Linked DNA regions of Homo sapiens: region 2 is linked to region 1. The links are chromatin loops, found by intact Hi-C in ENCODE. Cell type or tissue: ascending aorta. All regions are shown on one strand. Each heading gives the region's core, and the rest is flanking DNA. Links, peaks and the distances in the headings are about the cores only.

What was found. Hi-C counts contacts between places; a loop is a spot of excess contacts. Peaks named below come from ENCODE experiments on the same cell type or tissue, not always from the same donor. Only the 100,000 strongest peaks of a DNase experiment are listed, where the experiment ranks them.
Region 2: it touches region 1 in a loop (12-fold over the local background); 2 of 110 quality-filtered maps call a loop at or near these places.

What each region holds. Positions count from the first base shown.
Region 1 is chr1:1,015,519-1,023,834 of GRCh38, forward strand. AGRN (agrin) reads left to right here and starts at 4,602. Exons shown (of 36, transcript NM_198576.4): 1 at 4,602-4,855; 2 at 6,683-6,944. The coding sequence starts at 4,655. RefSeq lists silencers at 18-238, 3,916-4,365 and enhancers at 5,874-7,073, 8,258-8,316. In ascending aorta, for the core only: a CTCF peak has its summit at 3,883 (motif pointing right); DNase peaks (open chromatin) are centred at 3,963 and 4,727; H3K4me3 peaks cover 2,497 bases; H3K27ac peaks cover 1,034 bases.
Region 2 is chr1:900,826-909,141 of GRCh38, forward strand. It overlaps LOC284600 (a long non-coding RNA gene), which reads left to right and starts at 4,290. Exons shown (of 5, transcript XR_007065342.1): 1 at 4,290-7,387. RefSeq lists a silencer at 3,935-4,044. In ascending aorta, for the core only: a CTCF peak has its summit at 3,946 (motif pointing right); DNase peaks (open chromatin) are centred at 3,946, 4,616, 5,276, 6,076 and 1 weaker place; H3K4me3 peaks cover 1,508 bases; H3K27ac peaks cover 1,543 bases.

The DNA.
Region 1 (8,316 bases), core at 269-8,268:
CTGGCTGCACCAGGACCACTGTGTGTGCCCGCATGTGCCCAGCAGGGGGTGTCCTGGCTCCAGCCTTGTGTCCGGGTCCCCACCTCACCCCTGTGTCACAATGGGCGAGTGAAGCACTTAGCCAGGGGCCTTTCCTGAACCCCCAACGGGGGCAGGGCAGGGCAGGGCCTCCTTTGTGGCTTCTGGCTCAGAGATCTGTAGCTAGCCTGGGGTGAGAGGGGCACCACAGGCCCAGTCCTTTTTATTATTATTTTTTTTGACACGGAGTCTCGCTTTGTCGCCCAGGCTGGAGTGCAGTGGCGCGATCTCTGCTCACTGCAAGCTCCACCTCCCGGGTTCACGCCATTCTCCTGCCTCAGCCTCCCGAGTAGCTGGGACTACAGGCGCCCGCCACCACGCCCGGCTAATTTTTTTTTGTATTTTCAGTAGAGGCGGGGTTTCACCGTGTTAGCCAGGATGGTCTCGATCTCCTGACCTCGTGATCCGCCCATCTCGGCCTCCCAAAGTGCTGGGATTACAGGCGTGAGCCACCGCACCCGTGCTTTTTTTTTTTTTTTTGAGATAGAGTCTCACTCTGTCGCTCAGGCTGGAGTGCAGTGGCGCCATCTCGGTTCACTGCAACCTCCACCTCCCGGGTTCAAGCAATTCTCCTGCCTCAGCCTCCCAAGTAGTTGGGATTAATGGTGCCCGCCACCTCACCCAGCTAACTTTTTTTTGTGTTTTTAGTAGAGACAGCGTTTCACTGTATTGGCCAGGCTAGTCTCGAATTCCTGACCTCATGATCCGCCCGCTTCAGCCTTCCAAAGTGCTAGGGTTACAAGTGTGAGCCCCCGCACCCGGCCTAATTTTTGTATTTTTAGTAGAGATGGGGTTTCATCATGTTGGCCAGGCTGGTCTTGAACTCCTGGCCTCAAGTGGTCCGCCTGCCTCGGGCTCCCAAAATGCTGGGATTACAGGTGTGAACCACTGGGCCTGACTGACCCAGTCCTTTTTTTAAAAAAATTACTTACTTTTCCCAGGGTCATACTCTCAGCTAGGCTGGAGTGCAGTGGCACAATCACCGCTCACCGCAGCCTCCACCTCCCACACTCAAGTGATCCTCCCGCCTCAGCCTCCCGAGGAGCTGGGATTACAGGTGCGTGTCACCACACCTGGCTAATTTTGTATTTGTTTTGTTTTGTGTTTCTTTGAGATGGAGTTTCGCTCTGTCGCCCAGGCTGGAGTGCAGTGGTGTGATCTCGGCTCACTGCAAGCTCCACCTCCTGAGTTCAAGCGATTCTCCTGCCTCAGCCTCCTGACTGGCTGGGATTACAGGTGCGTGTCACCCGGCTAATTTTTTAGTAGAGGCAGTTTCACCATGTTGGTCAGGCTGGTCCCGAACTCCTGACCTTGTGATCCACTCCCCCCTTGGCTGCCCAAAGTGCTGGGATCACAAGCGTGAGTTACCGTGCCCTGTCTGTATTTATAGTAGAGACAGAGTTTCACCATGTTGGCCAGGCTGGTCTCGAACTACTGACCTCAAGTGATCCGCCCACCTCGGCCTCCCAAAGTGCTGGGATTACAGGCCTGAGCCACCACGCCCGGCCCGTCGACTAATTTTTTTTTTTTGAAACAGTCTCGCTCTGTCACCCAGGCTGGAGTGCAGTTGCACTGTGTCCAGAATTGGTGGGTTCTTGGTCTCACTGACTTCAAGAATGAAGCCACGGACCCTCGCGGTGAGTGTTACAGCTCTTAAGTCGGCGCGTCTTCAGTTCGTTCCTTCTGATGTTCGGATATGTTCGGAGTTTCTTCCTTCTGGTGGGTTCGTGGTCTCGCTGGCTCAGGAGTGAAGCTGCAGACCTTGGCGGCGAGTGTTACAGCTCTTAAGGCAGCGCGTCTGGATTTTTTGTTCCTCCCGGTGGGCTCGTGGTCTCGCTGGTTTCAGGAGTGAAGCTGCAGACCTTGGCGGTGAGTGTTACAGCTCATAAAAGCAGTGTGAACCCAAAAAGTGAGCAGTAGCAAGATTTATTGCAAAGAGCGAAAGAACAAAGCCTCCACTGTGTGGAAGGGGACCTGACCGGGTTGCCACTGCTAGCACCGGCAGCCTGCTTTTATTCTCTTATCTGGCCCCACCCACATCCTGCTGATGGGTAGAGCCTAGTGGTCTGTTTTGACAGGGCGCTGATTGGTGCATTTACAATCCCTGAGCTAGACACAAAGGTTCTCCACGTCCCCACCAGATTAGTTAGATACAGAGTATCCACACAAAGGTTCTCCAAGGCCCCACCAGAGTAGCTAGATACAGAGTCCACTGGCACATTCACAAACCCTGAGCTAGACACAGGGCGCTGATTGGTGTATTTACAAACCTTGAGCTAGATACAGAGTGCCGATTGGTGTATTTACAATCCCTGAGCTAGACATAAATGTTCTCCAAGGTCTCACCAGAGTAGCTAGATACAGAGTGTCCACTGGCGCATTCACAAACCCTGAGCTAGACACAGGGTGCTGATTGGTGTATTTACAAACCTTGAGCTAGATACAGAGTGCCGATTGGTGTATTTACAATCCCTGAGCTAGACATAAAGGTTCTCCAAGGCCCCACCAGAGTAGCTAGATACAGAGTGTCTGTCTATTGGTGCATTCACAGACTCTGAGCTAGACACAGGGTGCTGATTGGTGTATTTACAATCCCTGAGCTAGACATAAAGGTTCTCCACGTCTCCACCACTCAGGAGCCCAGCTGGCTTCACCCAGTGGATCCCGCACTGGGGCTGCAAGTGGAGCTGCCTGCCAGTCCTGCGCTGTGCACCCGCACTCCTCAGCCCTTGGGTGGTCATGGGACTAGGCACGGTGGAGCAGGGGGCAGCGCTCATCGGGGAGGCTTGGGCCGCACAGGAGCCCACGGAGGGGGTGGGAGGCTCAGGCATGGTGGGCTGCAGGTCCCCAGCTCTGCCCCGCCGGAAGGCAGCTAAGGCCTGGCGAGTAATCGAGTGCAGCGCCAGTGGGCTGGCACTGCTGGGGGACCCACTACACCCTCCGCAGCCGCTGGCCCGGGTGCTAAGCCCCTCATTGCTCCGGGCCGGCAGGGCCGGCCGGCTGCTCCAAGTGCGGGGCCCACCAAGCCCACGCCCACTCGGAACTCCAGCTGGCCCGCAAGAGCCGCGCGCAGCCCCGGTTCCCGCTCATGCCTCTCCCTCCACACCTCCCTGCAAGCTGAGGGAGCCGGCTCCCGCCTTGGCCAGCCCAGAAAGGGGCTCCCACAGTGCAGCGGTGGGCTGAAGGGCTCCTCAAGTGCCACCAAAGTGGGAGCCCAGGCAGAGGAGGCGTGAAGACCGAGAGAGGGCTGTGAGGACTGCCAGCACGCTGTCACCTCTCAGCACCATCTCAGCTCACTGCAACCTCCGCCTCCTGGGTTCAAGCGATTCTCCTGCCTCAGCCTCCCAAGTAGCTAGGACTACAGGCGCCTGCCACCACACCGGCCAATTTTTGTATTTTTAGTAGAGACGGGGTTTCACCATGTTGGCCAGGCTGGTCTCGAACTCCTGACCTCCCGTGATCCACCTGCCTCAGCCTCCCAAAGTGCTGGGATTACAGGCGTGAGCCACTGCGCCCGGCCCATCCAGCTAATTTTTAATTTTTTTGAGAGATGGGGTCTTGCTATTTTGCCCAGGCTAGTCTCGAACACCCGGTGTCAAGAGATCTTGCTGCCTCCGCCTCCCAGAGTGCTGGGATGACAGGCGTGAGTCACCACGCCCAGCCTAGACACAGTTCTGAAGGGACAAAGGGGGCCTCCGCTCCCTCCTTTCAATCTTCAGCTAGGCCAGGCTCCCACTTGGGTCCTCCAGCCCTCAGTTTCCCCCTGCACCCAGCCAGGCCAAGCTGCAGAGGCGCCCGGCCCAGAGCTGGGAAGGGGCGTGGCGGGACCCGCGCTTGCAGCCGCGGGACGGAAGGGGGCGCGAACCTCCCCGCGGCGGGGCCTGGGGGGGCGGGGCCGGGAGGGGCGGGGCCGCGCCCCGTGCTGGCCAATCAGCGCCCGCCCCGGCACCGGGACCCGCCTCCGCGCCGCAGCTCCCGGGGGGTCCGGCCCGGCCGAGCCTCGGTGTCCGGCCCCGCGGGGGAGGGGCGCGGCCTGCGGAGCGGGATCGGGGCCGGGTCTGGGGCCCCTCCCGGCGGCCTTCGAGCCCTGCCGCCCGGCTCCGCGCCGCCCGGAGCCCCTCGGCAGTCCCGTCACGTCTCCTCCAGATTAGGCATTAACTCGGGTGCAGCCGCACTTCCGGGGGGCCGCGGCGGGGGAGGGGCGCCTGCGGGATCCAGACCCGCCCCCCACTCTCCTCTCCCCGCCCCCTCCCGGGCCGCCCCTTTCCCGCCCCACGGCCGCGCCGGGCGCTGCGTCCCGGGGCTTTGTTCGCGGCGGCGCGGGTCGCCGGCCTCCGGGCGGGCCGGGGGAGGGAGGAGGGAGGGGGCGGGAGGGGGAAGGAAGGAGGAGGGGGAGGAGGAGGGCGCGGGGAGGGGGTAGGGGGGCGGGGAGGAGAGAGGGGGAGGGGCGCCGCCCTGGCCCCGCCCCCCCCCGCCCGCCCGCCCGCGCTCCGCCGCCTCCGGAGCTGCGTCCCGTCCTGTCCAGTCCCGTCCCCGGCGCGGCCCGCGCGCTCCTCCGCCGCCTCTCGCCTGCGCCATGGCCGGCCGGTCCCACCCGGGCCCGCTGCGGCCGCTGCTGCCGCTCCTTGTGGTGGCCGCGTGCGTCCTGCCCGGAGCCGGCGGGACATGCCCGGAGCGCGCGCTGGAGCGGCGCGAGGAGGAGGCGAACGTGGTGCTCACCGGGACGGTGGAGGAGATCCTCAACGTGGACCCGGTGCAGCACACGTACTCCTGCAAGGTGCGCCCACCCGGACCCCGGCCTCCCCTCGCGACGCCTGCCGCCCCGCCGGGACCCCCGCCCCAGGCCGTGGGAACCAGCCCCGGTCGCTCCGCAGCCCCCGCTCCGGCTCCCTTGGCGACCGCCAAGCCCCGGGAGGGGGGGTCGCCGGGTCCCGGGAAACTCGCGGGCGCCGGGGAAAGTTGCTGCGCCGCCGCCGTCCTCCGCCCGCCGCCGCCTCCCTCCTCGCGGAGACAAGTGCACCTCGCCCACGGACTGCGGCTGCCGCGCGCCCTCCCTACCGGCCGAGAAGGAGAGGGGCCTGGGGAGGGGGGGCCTTTGCCCGGGCGGGGAGCGGGGGCTGGGCCTGGGATCCGCTTGTTCCCCTCCCCAGAGGCCTTTCCCGGGGCGAGAGGGGTTGGTCAGGAGAGAAAAAGGGGCGCACAGCCTGAGCTCCCAACCCCGGGAGCCAGGTGGGGGGTGCCGCAGTGGTGCGGGGGGGGGGCGTGCAGGAGCAGAGAGGTGGGCGGGGCCGTCACCGGGCCTCGTGTGCTTGGGGGCAGGGCCGGTGCCCCATCGCGCTCCTGCGGGAACCGGGGCTCCCCACCCCGGGGAGGGGAAGTTTCCCTGGTTTCTCCTTCAGGTGCTTCTGGGAGCCCCCGGGGTAGGTACGCTGGGACCCCCACCATCTTCTCCTAGTAGGGGCTCGGGGGACCCAGAGCCGGCGCCCGTGTACCCCCAAAACCATCTCCTGGGACCAGAAATCCACTCATTTCCCTCCACGGAGGTGGAGAAGGTGGCAGCTTCTTTCAGACTGGCCGGTGCGGGCTACAGCTGGGCTCCCCCGCCGGCCCAGTCTCCTCCACAGCGGCCAGGGCACTTTGCCAGGCCCCTGCAGGATTTTCCCGACTTCCTCCCCGCTGCTCCTGGGTGTGGCTGGGGTGGGGGAAGGCGATGAAAGCCACCAGGCCCTCCCCCTGCCTGGGTCATCTGCCTCCTGGAGCCTACTGTTGGGGGGCGTGGAAGAGGCTCTGCCTGCGCAACTGGAGGGGGTCCCTGCGGATGCCGCAGTCCTGAGGCTCCCAGCAGGGGCTGCGCAGTGGACAGGCCAACCATTGTCTCTCCCCCCATCCGGCAGCCCCAGCCCCCCAGATCTGAGGAAGGGGCTGCTTCTCCCGGCTTTGTTCTCAGGGGAGTGCGTGAGTGCGTGGGTCCCTGTCCCCGTGAGGGCCGCCAGGTCGGCTGTAGCCTTTACCACAGGCCACCGTCAGAGCAGCTGCCCTCAGGGCCCCAGGAGCTGAGAAGGTGGAGGGTGGGGCACCCTGCACTGCCCAAACTTGATTTCGTGGTTCACAGGCTGCCCTGAGTGCACAGACTGTAGAAGCCCGAGGAAGGGGCGTCTCAGCCCAGCCACAGGGCCAAGCTGGCCCCTTACCCCAACGCCCCATCCCCCTCCTCCACTGCCCAAGCTTGCTGGGAGGTGGGCCCTGAGCACTGGGCAGGTGGGGAGAAGTGTGGAAGGCAGGCACCCCAAGCCAGGTGGGCCCCCTTCCCAAATTCGGCCTTAGCTGATAGGGACGTTATTGGAGCTGGGGTGGCTGAAGTTGGTTAGACCTGGGGGAGGGGATGTGTTCACAGGTGACGCATCTCTGAGCGTTCCCGCATGGGCTGTGGTGGCCAGTGTGGGCTTCCCCCAGCTTCCGCCCAGCGGGCTGACTCAGAGGTCTCCCCACATCTCTGCCCAGGGCTTGAGTCTACTGTGGACATTTGCCCTAAACACCTAAAGCCCCCAGTCTAGCCCCTTCCCCAGGAGAGGACTAATGACACCTACCGCCATGTCCACCCCAGGTTCGGGTCTGGCGGTACTTGAAGGGCAAAGACCTGGTGGCCCGGGAGAGCCTGCTGGACGGCGGCAACAAGGTGGTGATCAGCGGCTTTGGAGACCCCCTCATCTGTGACAACCAGGTGTCCACTGGGGACACCAGGATCTTCTTTGTGAACCCTGCACCCCCATACCTGTGGCCAGCCCACAAGAACGAGCTGATGCTCAACTCCAGCCTCATGCGGATCACCCTGCGGAACCTGGAGGAGGTGGAGTTCTGTGTGGAAGGTGCGTGGTGGGGGGCTCGTGTGGGGGCCTGTGGGGGTCAGGGCAGTGGCCAAGGGGGACAGGTTGCAGGGGTCGCTGTGCGGGGTCCTTTCGTGCTGTGCCGGAGGCTGCAGCACACGGTGTCTTGTGGTCCAACCTCATTCTCTGCTTCTCCGTCCCTGGCTCCCCAGCTGCATCTCCAAGCCCTCACATTAGACATCTTTGGCCCTGGGGCCCAAGGCAAGTCCCAGCCCTGCAAACAGATGGCCTCCTGCCTCCTCCCCTCCTCCCAGCTCTCCATACTTCCTTCTGGAGGCCCCTTCTAGGGAGAAGCTGGACAGGTGAATGTCCCCAGCTGTTCAAGCCCCTGTGTTAGCCCAGACCTCCGTCTAGACGGGCCCGCGTGTCGAGCACTCCTCGCCGTGGAGATCGGGCGGGAGGGCGAGGCTGTGCGGCGAGGGCTTCTGCGGATGTGGAGGGTGTGGCATTTGCCATCGTGAGGTCTTGCTTGCTGTTCCCATGGCTCTGCCGAAGGGCCGAGGAGTGGCCCTCCCTGACCCCAGCCTGGTGGGGGCAGAAATCCCATGGCAGCCCCCGCAGGACAAGTCCCAGTTGGGGACTGAGATCGTTGGCTGGGGAATGTGGCAGGGAAAATATAGGAGGTCCCTGTCGCCCCCACATCCTGTCTGCTCCCTCATGGCTGCCTGGGAAGGGATGTGTCGGTGGGGGGGTCTGGAGAGTGCTTCCTCCTCAAGGCAACGGTAAGGGTCCTGACTTCCCGTCTCTCCGATCTGCTCCGTTGGCCGGCAGGAAACTTTGCTGCCCTGACACTAGCCTGGCTCTTGAGGGGTCCTTGTGGGGTCCTGGACTGTCCACTGCTCTTGCCTTCTCTGTGCATGCCTGGGGGCTATGCAGGGGGAGGGGCAGCACCCAAAATAAGGAACGCTGCGGCCTTTTCCCCAGCCTGTGGTCAGTGGTCCCCAAGCTGCCTTCAGGGTCCAGGGCCTCAGTGCAGCACAGAGGAGGGTCCCCTGGGTCCCCCACTGGGAGGACATGATAACCTTGGTCCTCTTCTGGGCACTCATGGTCTGGGGAAAAGATGGGGGCATCGTGGACTCAGGATAGGCTGTCAGGAGCTGAGGAGGGGCTGGAGAAGGGGGTTAGGGCGAGGAGAGGTTCCTGTCCCTGCAAGATCAGGAGAGGGGGTCACTAACCCCACAGCCAGGTGGGTCCAGCCCGAGAGTCCGTGACTTAGTAGCTGAGGACTTGCTCTAGGGTCAGAGGGCACATGGCAGGAGAGTCACCCCGGCTGAACGAGGCTCTGCATCTTACCGAAGCCGCTCTACGGGTGCCAGGCACTGGCTCTGGAGCGAGTGCCCAGGCGGAGCAGAGC
Region 2 (8,316 bases), core at 167-8,166, 110 kb before region 1:
CTAATGTAACACGTTAGTACCAGCGTAACTGGGTGCCAGGCGTTTGTAAACTCTGTTCCGTCTTCTCAATTGTTTTGTGAATCTAAAACCGTTCTTTAAAAAGAGTTTATTTAGTAGGCTGGGCATGGTGGCTCACACCTGCAATCCCAGCACTTGGGAAGGCCAAGACTGGTGGATCACTTGAGCTCAGGAGTTGGAGACATGCCTAGGTAACATGGCAAAACCCCATCTCTACTAAAAATACAAAAATTAGCCAGGTGTGGTGGCGCACACCTGTAGTCGCAGCCACTTGGGAGGTTGAGGTGGGAGGATCGCTGGAGCCTCGGAGGTCGAGGTGGTAGTGAGCCAAGATTGCACCACTGCACTCCAGCCCGGGCAACCAGAGTGAAACGCTGTGTCCAAAAAATAAAAAAAGAGTGTATGTAAAGTGAAAACAGAGAGAGTACAAGAAAAGAGGGAAACCAGGGGCTCAGTGGAGGTGGGCAGGGGCTGGTCCATGTGCATTCAGCCCACCTGGTTGGCAGCTGCCCAGGTGTCTCCTCAGGTGTCGGAACAGGAGTTTCTTCCACAGCCTTCAGTTTGCTCAGGTGGGCATGTGGCGATGGCAGACCCTTGGGCTGTGAGAAACTATGTTGCTGTTTTATCCAAGTCTTCACAGACCAAAGACGGGGCTTTGCCCAGAGGAGGCCTTGAGAAGCCAGGCTGGAGTTTGTGGAGAGAGTGTGTGTCACTCACAGGACATATGACGCATTTGCAACATGCGTTCTCAAAGTGGGAGCCACAGCAGTGTTCGTTTTACTATTGCTGGGCCTGTAAATGGAGCGTTTTATCTTTTTCGTCAGCTGGTTCATTGAACAAGTGTTTACAGAGCACCTGCTAGGCAAATCCATCGTGACAGAGACTCGGTGTGCCCCCAAGGAGCTCACAGTCTAGCGGTAAAGATGGTGCATAAACTCCCTGACACTCAGGGTGGCAACAGCCACCCCACCTGCTCCTCCCTTTCCTAATGCCCACACGGAGCAGACACTCGAGGGCTGCTTTTAGGAGTGCTGACTACATGCTTCCCTACCTCCATGTAGGCATGTGTGTACACAAGCGTGTCCTGTTTTCACCTTTTCACAAAACTATGTCAAAAGTGAAACATTTTGGAATACATTTCCAGTTATGCAAAATGTTTAAAATATGAATTTCTTCGGTTAACACAAATTAGGCATGAAATGTAGGCAACCCTGTTTACCAAGAAACATCAGGGTGCGGTGTGGGTCTGGGAGGTGCCCATGAGCACCTCATCTTGAGGCCAGTCTTCATGCTAGACCCTGGGTGGAGAGAGCGAGGCGGCTGGAGGTGGGTGTGTGACACCAGGTGACTTAGCGGCCCCAGGAGGGTGACTTCCCCTCCGGAGGTGCCATGCGACTGTACAGCTCAGGAGCACTCGGGGTCACCTACAGGAGGGGCAACTCCTGGGTGTCTCCCAACAGAGCCCAAAACCTGGAAGTGGACAGAGCACCCCCCGCTCATCTCCTGGGCCCTCGTCTCAGAGGAAGGACGGCCATTCTGGCCAACACTGACCAATGCTCCAGCCCACACTGCCCTGCACTGCCTAGAAGGAGAACCTAGGCTGGGCTCCCAGACAGGAGAGAGGGGTGCGTTTGTGGGGCTAATTAATAGTAATAATAGGCCGGGAGCGGTGGCTCATGCCTGTAATCCCAGCACTTTGGGAGGCCGAGGTGGGTGGATCACCTTAGCTCAGGAGTTCAAGACCAGCCTGGCCAACATGGTGAAACCCCGTCTAAAAATGCAAAAAAACTAGCTGGGCGTGGTGGTGCCTGTAGTCCCAGCTACTCGGGAGGCTGAGACAGAATCACATGAACCCGGGAGGCGGAGCTTGCAGTGAGCCGAGATCGCGCCATTGCACCCAGCCTGGGCAACCAGAGTGAAACTCTGTCTCAAAAAAAAAAAAAAATCGTCATAATAATAATCCCCCCTCACCTGAGTTCTGGGAGGTCAATCCAGGTTCAAGATTCCTCCTTTGAAAGGTAGACTGGATTTGGATACAGAGGGTGCCCATGCGTGAGGGGACGAGGGGGCCCGGGATGCGGGTCCGTGTGAGGGGCTGAAGAGTTGCCCCTGTGCTAGTCAGTGCCGCCGCCATAACCGAGCCCCGCCGGCTGCGCGGCGTCTTCAGCAAGCGTTTATTTGCTAATTCTGGGGGCTGGAGGTCCGCGGTCACGGTGTCCACAGACTGACTTCTCCAGAGGCCTCTCCTTGGCTTGTGGACACCGTCTTCTCCCTAAATCCTCATCTCCTCTTCTTATACATTGTATCAGGGCCCGCCCCATGACCCCATTTCACCTTAATCGCCTCGTTAAAGACCCCATCTCCAAACAACCATATTCTGAGGTCCTGGGGGTTAGGGCCTCAGCACAGGAATTTGGGGCGGGGGGACACACACTCTGACTTCGCACCACCTCCCCACCACTGCGTGGTGTGTGCTGCGGTTTAGCTTGTGTGACTGTGATCTTTTTCGTCAACTGGTTCATTGAACAAGTGTTCAACGGGCCCTCTAAGAAAGTAATTAACGTCAAATGAGGCCCTAAGGGTGGGGCCCTGATCTGATAGAATTCGTGTCCTTATAAAAGAGGCACCAGAGCACCCACTCCCTGTCTCCGACGTGTGGGGACAGAACAGGCGGCCATCTGCAAGCCAGGTAAGAGCCCTCGCCAGGAAAGGCCCAGCTCACACCTTGACCCTGGACTTCCAGCCCCTAGAACTGTGAGAAAATTAATTTCTGTTTAACCTACCCAGTCTGTGGTACAGTCATCTCTCAGTATCTGTGGGGCACTGATTCCAGGATCCCCACAGATACCAAAATCCACAGATGTTCAAGTCCCCCAGTGAGCCGTCTGCATCCATGGAGGCAGCCCCAGCCTTGGAGACCGACTGTGTTTCCTTAGGGCAGCCCTAGGCGCAGCGGTGCAAGGAGAGCCACATTTACCCCTGGCGCTGCACGGCCCTGAGGCTGGGCAAGGCTGTCCACCCCGCTGTCAGAACCCCAGCAGGGAAGGTGTCCAGAAGGCAGTCCTGGGAACCCTGCACAGAGGCCCAGCGGGCACAAGGTTGGGGCAGCTCTGTTCCCAGCAGGCCGAGCCCGGGTGGCTGGAGAGGGAGCTCTGGAAGGTCAGCCTAGGGGCCGTCGGCCCCTGCAGACCCTGTGCCCAGCCCAGCATCCCGGGGAGCTCCCTCCACATGCTCATCTCACGAGGTTCCTGCTGCACTCAGAGTGGAGGATGGGAGGCCTGGGGCGGAGGGCCGGGGCTTTGGAATGGCTGAGGGGGACAAGGATGCACAAGGGGCCAGTGCAGAGGACAGCGCGACTCCCAGGGGCCCGGGGTCCTGGTCTTCCTGGTCCTGCCGTTTTTATTAGAAGCGAGCCCTCCACCCCAGTGGGTGTAGAGCCCAGGACGCAGCAGAGGGTGGGGGGGTGGGGGGCGGCATCGGGGCAGGTGGCAACCCCTTGGACGCAGGCTCAGGACGCCAGGGTCAGGGCGTGAGTGCCGGGGCCCCCTCAAAGCCGCGGGGTCCAAAGAGGCCGCCGGCCCCGGCCCCGCCCTCTGCTCCTCCTCCCCCTCCACCGCCAGGCCCGGGTGGCCGCCGCCTCCTCCGAACGCGGCCGCCTCCTCCTCCGAACGTGGCCTCCTCCGAACGCGGCCGCCTCCTCCTCCGAACGCGGCCGCCTCCTCCTCCGAACGTGGCCTCCTCCGAACGTGGCCGCCTCCTCCTCCGAACGTGGCCTCCTCCGAACGCGGCCGCCGCCTCCTCCGAACGCGGCCTCCTCCTCCTCCGAACGCGGCCGCCTCCTCCTCCGAACGTGGCCGCCTCCGAACGTGGCCGCCGCCTCCTCCGAACGTGGCCGCTTCCGCAGCGCCCGGCGCAGGCCGCACTCCGCCACCAGGGGGCGCCACAGCTCCTCGCGCCGCCGCCTCCCGCAAACACAAAGAGCCGCGCGGCCACGACGGCCGCGTGCCCGGAGCGCCGGGGTCTTTCCTGGGCTCCAAAGTCAAGAGCTCACGTTCCGGGAGGATCTGTCCGCGGAAATTCGGTTCTGAGCGTCGCCGGACTCCGCCGCGGGGAGGCGGGTGAGGGGAGGGGGCCGGAGGGTCGGGGGTGCCGGGGGGTGCGGGAAGGCTGCGGGGGAGGCTGTTGGGGACGTTCGTGGCGGGGGAGGCTGTTGGGGACGTTCGTGGCGGGGGAGGCTGTTGGGGACGTTCGTGGCGGGGGAGGCTGTTGGGTCCCCTCCCCGCCCCACCGCGTCCCAGGGAACCCCGGCAGGGCACCCAGTGAGGGGGGCCCGGGCGTCCGCCCATTCCTCACTGCTGTCCCCGCCTGTGCCCGAAACCCCCGTTCACGTTCACCGAGAAAACAGACATAAACCCAGCCAGGCACATCCACTAGAATGGCTGTGATTTCAGAAAAGCGGACGTAAGTGCTGCCGAGGAGATGGAGGCGTTGGACCCCCTCGCGCATTGTCGGGGCGGGTGCAGCCGCGGTGCAAAAGGACCTTCCTCAGAAAGTTGAGCACGAAGTTCCCACAGGCCCGGAAGTTCCCCTCCCGGGCGCTCCCCAGAGAGCTGAAGACTGGGCGCGTGCCGGCGGCAAATGTTCACAGCAAAGGGCGGCCCAGTGCGCAGCTGGAACATCAGCCCCAGGCGGTCGCTGCGACAGGGACGAGCCTGGGAAACGTGAAAATGTCCAGAACAGGGAATCCACAGATAAAGAAAAGACATCGTGGTTGCCAGAGCTCGCGGGAGGGGGCAACAGGGACCGACTGCTTAACGTGTATGGTTCCCCTTCAGGGTGAGGACGTGTTCTGGGACGAGGTCGAGGTCAGGGTTGCAGGACAAGATGAAAGCGCTAAATGCCACTGAATTGTTTGCTTTAACGTCATTAATTTTGTTATGTGAATTTCATCTCAATAGAATAAATAGGTCAAGCTGGCTGCAGGGCCCACCCCACCGCGGCCTGGAGCAGGGTCTTCTGGGGTGTACCACCTCTGCCCTCACCCAGGCTCCACCACGACCAGCTTCGTCCACCCCCCAGGAGACCATGAAGGCCCACGTCTGAAATCCTCACTAAGCCCACCCTCCCATCTCCCTGAACTACGGGTAGGACCCCTCTGGCCCCCAGCCCTGCCCTTGACCCGGCCCACCAAGCCCCCACCCAGATCCACACCACCAGGCACTCTTGCCCTTGGCCTGCTGCCAGGCTGGCCCCGCTCCTTCTGGGCCTCCTGGAGCTTCAACCCCTGCCTCCACAGCAGACCTTGGCCTTTAGCATGTTCAGTCTCCTCAGTGGCAGCCCCGGGAGGGCCATCTTCTTGGGTCAAAGCCCTCCTCACTACCCACCCTCTTGCCAGGACTAGCTGTGTCCTGCAGCAGCCCAGCATGTGCCGTTGAGCTGGCCTTTTCTCAGGCCCAGTGCCCAAGGAGGAGCTGATTGCATAGGCTCAGAGTTTCCAGGAAGAGTGGGGACTCAGATGTCTGCCCAGGTGTCTCCACCGCGTCCGCCAGGGCCTCCAGCTTTCCTAACCAGGACCCTGGCCTCTGGCCTTGGTTGAGTATTTCACCTTCTTCCATGTTTAGTCCCTTGGGCTCTGCTACCCTCCTGCTGGAGGTGAGAGCATCCTGTGTGCAACCAGAGATGCCCTCTGGCTTTCAGACCTGCCTGCTTTTCACCCTCAGCCCTTTCTCACTCAGCAAAATTGTGGGGGTCCCTAGTCAGCAGCTCCCTGGGCAGCTCTCTGAGCAAGGTGGTCTCTGTGGTCATGAAGGAGAGCCGGCTAGGACAGTGCCGGAAACTCAGCTGCCTCTCCCCTTCAACTCAGCTGGCCCCCCGCACCTGAAGTGCACAGGAGCCGGGAAGAGAGTCTGGAGCCCACCCCGGAGGGCAGCACAGGAGGTGTCTCTGCAGCTGGTGTCCTGCCACCCCTGCAGGCAGCACACGTCCCGGGCATTCTCCTTAGCCACAGACAGAACAGCCAGTGCCAGAGTCTGCTGTCGCTTCCCCTTTAAGCACACTCATTCACCACACCCGAGGAGGCCAGAGGTGCAGGGAGCATGGGCTGTCGCTTCCCCTTTAAGCACACTCATTCACCACACCCGAGGAGGCCAGAAGTGCAGGGAGCATGGGCTGGGTGCACCTCCGCAGGAGAGAAGGCTGAGCCACCGCCGTCCCGGGAGCCCGGCTCCCAGGCCTCTCGTTTTCCCCTACCTCCCTAAGACTTTTCTGTCACTCTCTGGCCATTGAAAGGCTTCTGTTCCTTAAAGTGCTGTTACACTCTCCTTTCCCAGGATGCAGCAAGCCAAAACAGTACCACTGCACGTCAGCCTGGGTGACAGAGTGAGACCCTATCTTAAAAAAAAAAAAAATTGGCTGGACATGATGGCTCACGCCTGTAATCCCAGCACTTAGGGAAGCCAAAGTGGGCGGATCATTTGAGGTCAGGAGTTCAAGACCAGCCTGGCCAACATGGTGAAACCCCATCTCTCTACTAAAAATACAAAAATTAGCATGGTGTGGTGGTGCATGCCCATAATCCCAGCTACTGGGGAGGCTGAGGTGAAAGAATTGCTTGAACCCAAGAGGTGGAGGTTGCAGTGAGCCGAGATCACACCATTGCACTCCAGCCTGGGCAACAGAGGGAGACTGTGTCTCCTAAAAAAAAAAAAAAAAAAAAAAAAGTCTTCTTTCCATGATGAGAATGTCAGGCCCTGCAGCCTCTTGCACTGGCCAGAGGGGCTGGGGTCACTGTCTGTTTCCTTGCCCACCCTCAAGGGACAAGGAGGAGAGGTGAGGCTGTGGGCGCACCTGATTTTACCTGCTGGAGTCTGTGTTCTCTGGGATTAGGGAGCATCTGGAGCTGACTCTTCCTCCATGGGACCCTCCCTTTTTCAGGAAAACTTCCCCTCCTCGGGGATCCCGCAGGGCTAAGAAACACCCTCTTCACCTCCCTCCTGCCCGGTCCTTCTGACCAGCCGAGAGAGTACAGACCCTCCCCGATCTGGGAGGAGGGCCCATCACTGGCTCCCTGCCCCCTGCTCGCCAAGCCCCCCGGGACTTCCCAGGCTGTTCCTTCCACCTGAAGGGTCTCCCTCTGGCCAAGGCGAGGCTCACAGTTCCCCTGTCAGGATGGGGCCTTAGACACCCAGACTGACCCAGTGACAATCACCTTAATTCTCCACAGATAACTACCTACAAGTTTTCTGATTTATTCATTAGTGGATTTGTTCGTGATCAGCCCCACACCTGTTAGAATGGAAGCTGCAGGCAGCAGGAACCAGTGTGGCCAAGTCGGAGGGCAGCACAAGCCGGTCCTCCTCGTGGACAGCAGGTGTGGAGCAGGCCAGGCCCACAGGAGGGCGGGCAGGAGGGCAGGCACCGAGAGGTGCGGATGGCCTCTCAGAACAGGGGTGCAGGCTGGTGGGGGCAGCAGCTGGAAGGGGAAGGTCACAGAGCCAGAAAGATAGGGTGTCCGCCACAGCCAGTTCTTTGGAAGTTTCCCTGAAAAAGGGAAAAGAGACAAGATATGGTTCAAAGGAAAGCAGGGCCTGGGAGAGGCCTGTGTGCAGTGTGTCTGCAAAGGGAGGAGGAGGCAAAGATACTGAAGGTGAAGAGGGAAAGGAGGAAGGGACAGGGGAGGTGACAGAGGGAGGGGAGGGGGAGGAGGGGCGGGGGAGAGGAGGGAAAAGGGGGAGGCGATGGGACGGGGGAGGGAATGGGGGAACAGGTGGGAGGGGAGGAGGGGGTGGGGGAGAGGAGACAGGGGAGAGGGGAGTAGGGGGAGGGGATGAGGGGAAGGTGGGAGGGGAGAGGGGAGGGGATGGGGGAGGGAATGAGGGGACAGGTGGGAGGGGAGAGGGGACAAGTGGGAGGGGAAGGGATGGGGGAGGGATGAGGGGACAGGTGGGAGGGGAGGGAATGAGGGGCAGGGGGGAAGGGAGGGATGAGGGGCAGGGGGGAAGGGAGGGGGGTTTGGCCCTGCAGCAGGTGGGATTCTGCTCAGCCCATTTCCTGGGCCACGGGATTCATGAAGGGCACCGGGTCAGGCCCCCCGGGCGCACCGTTGCTGGTATATGCGGTGATCGGGGTCAGGCCCCCGGGCGCACCTTTGCTGGTATATGCGGGGGTCGGGGTCAGGCCCCCGGGCGCACCGTTGCTGGTATATGCGGGGGTCGGGGTCAGGCCCCCGGGCGCACCGTTGCTGGTATATGCGGTGGTCGGGGTCAGGCCCCCCGGGCGCACTGTTGCTGGTATATGCGG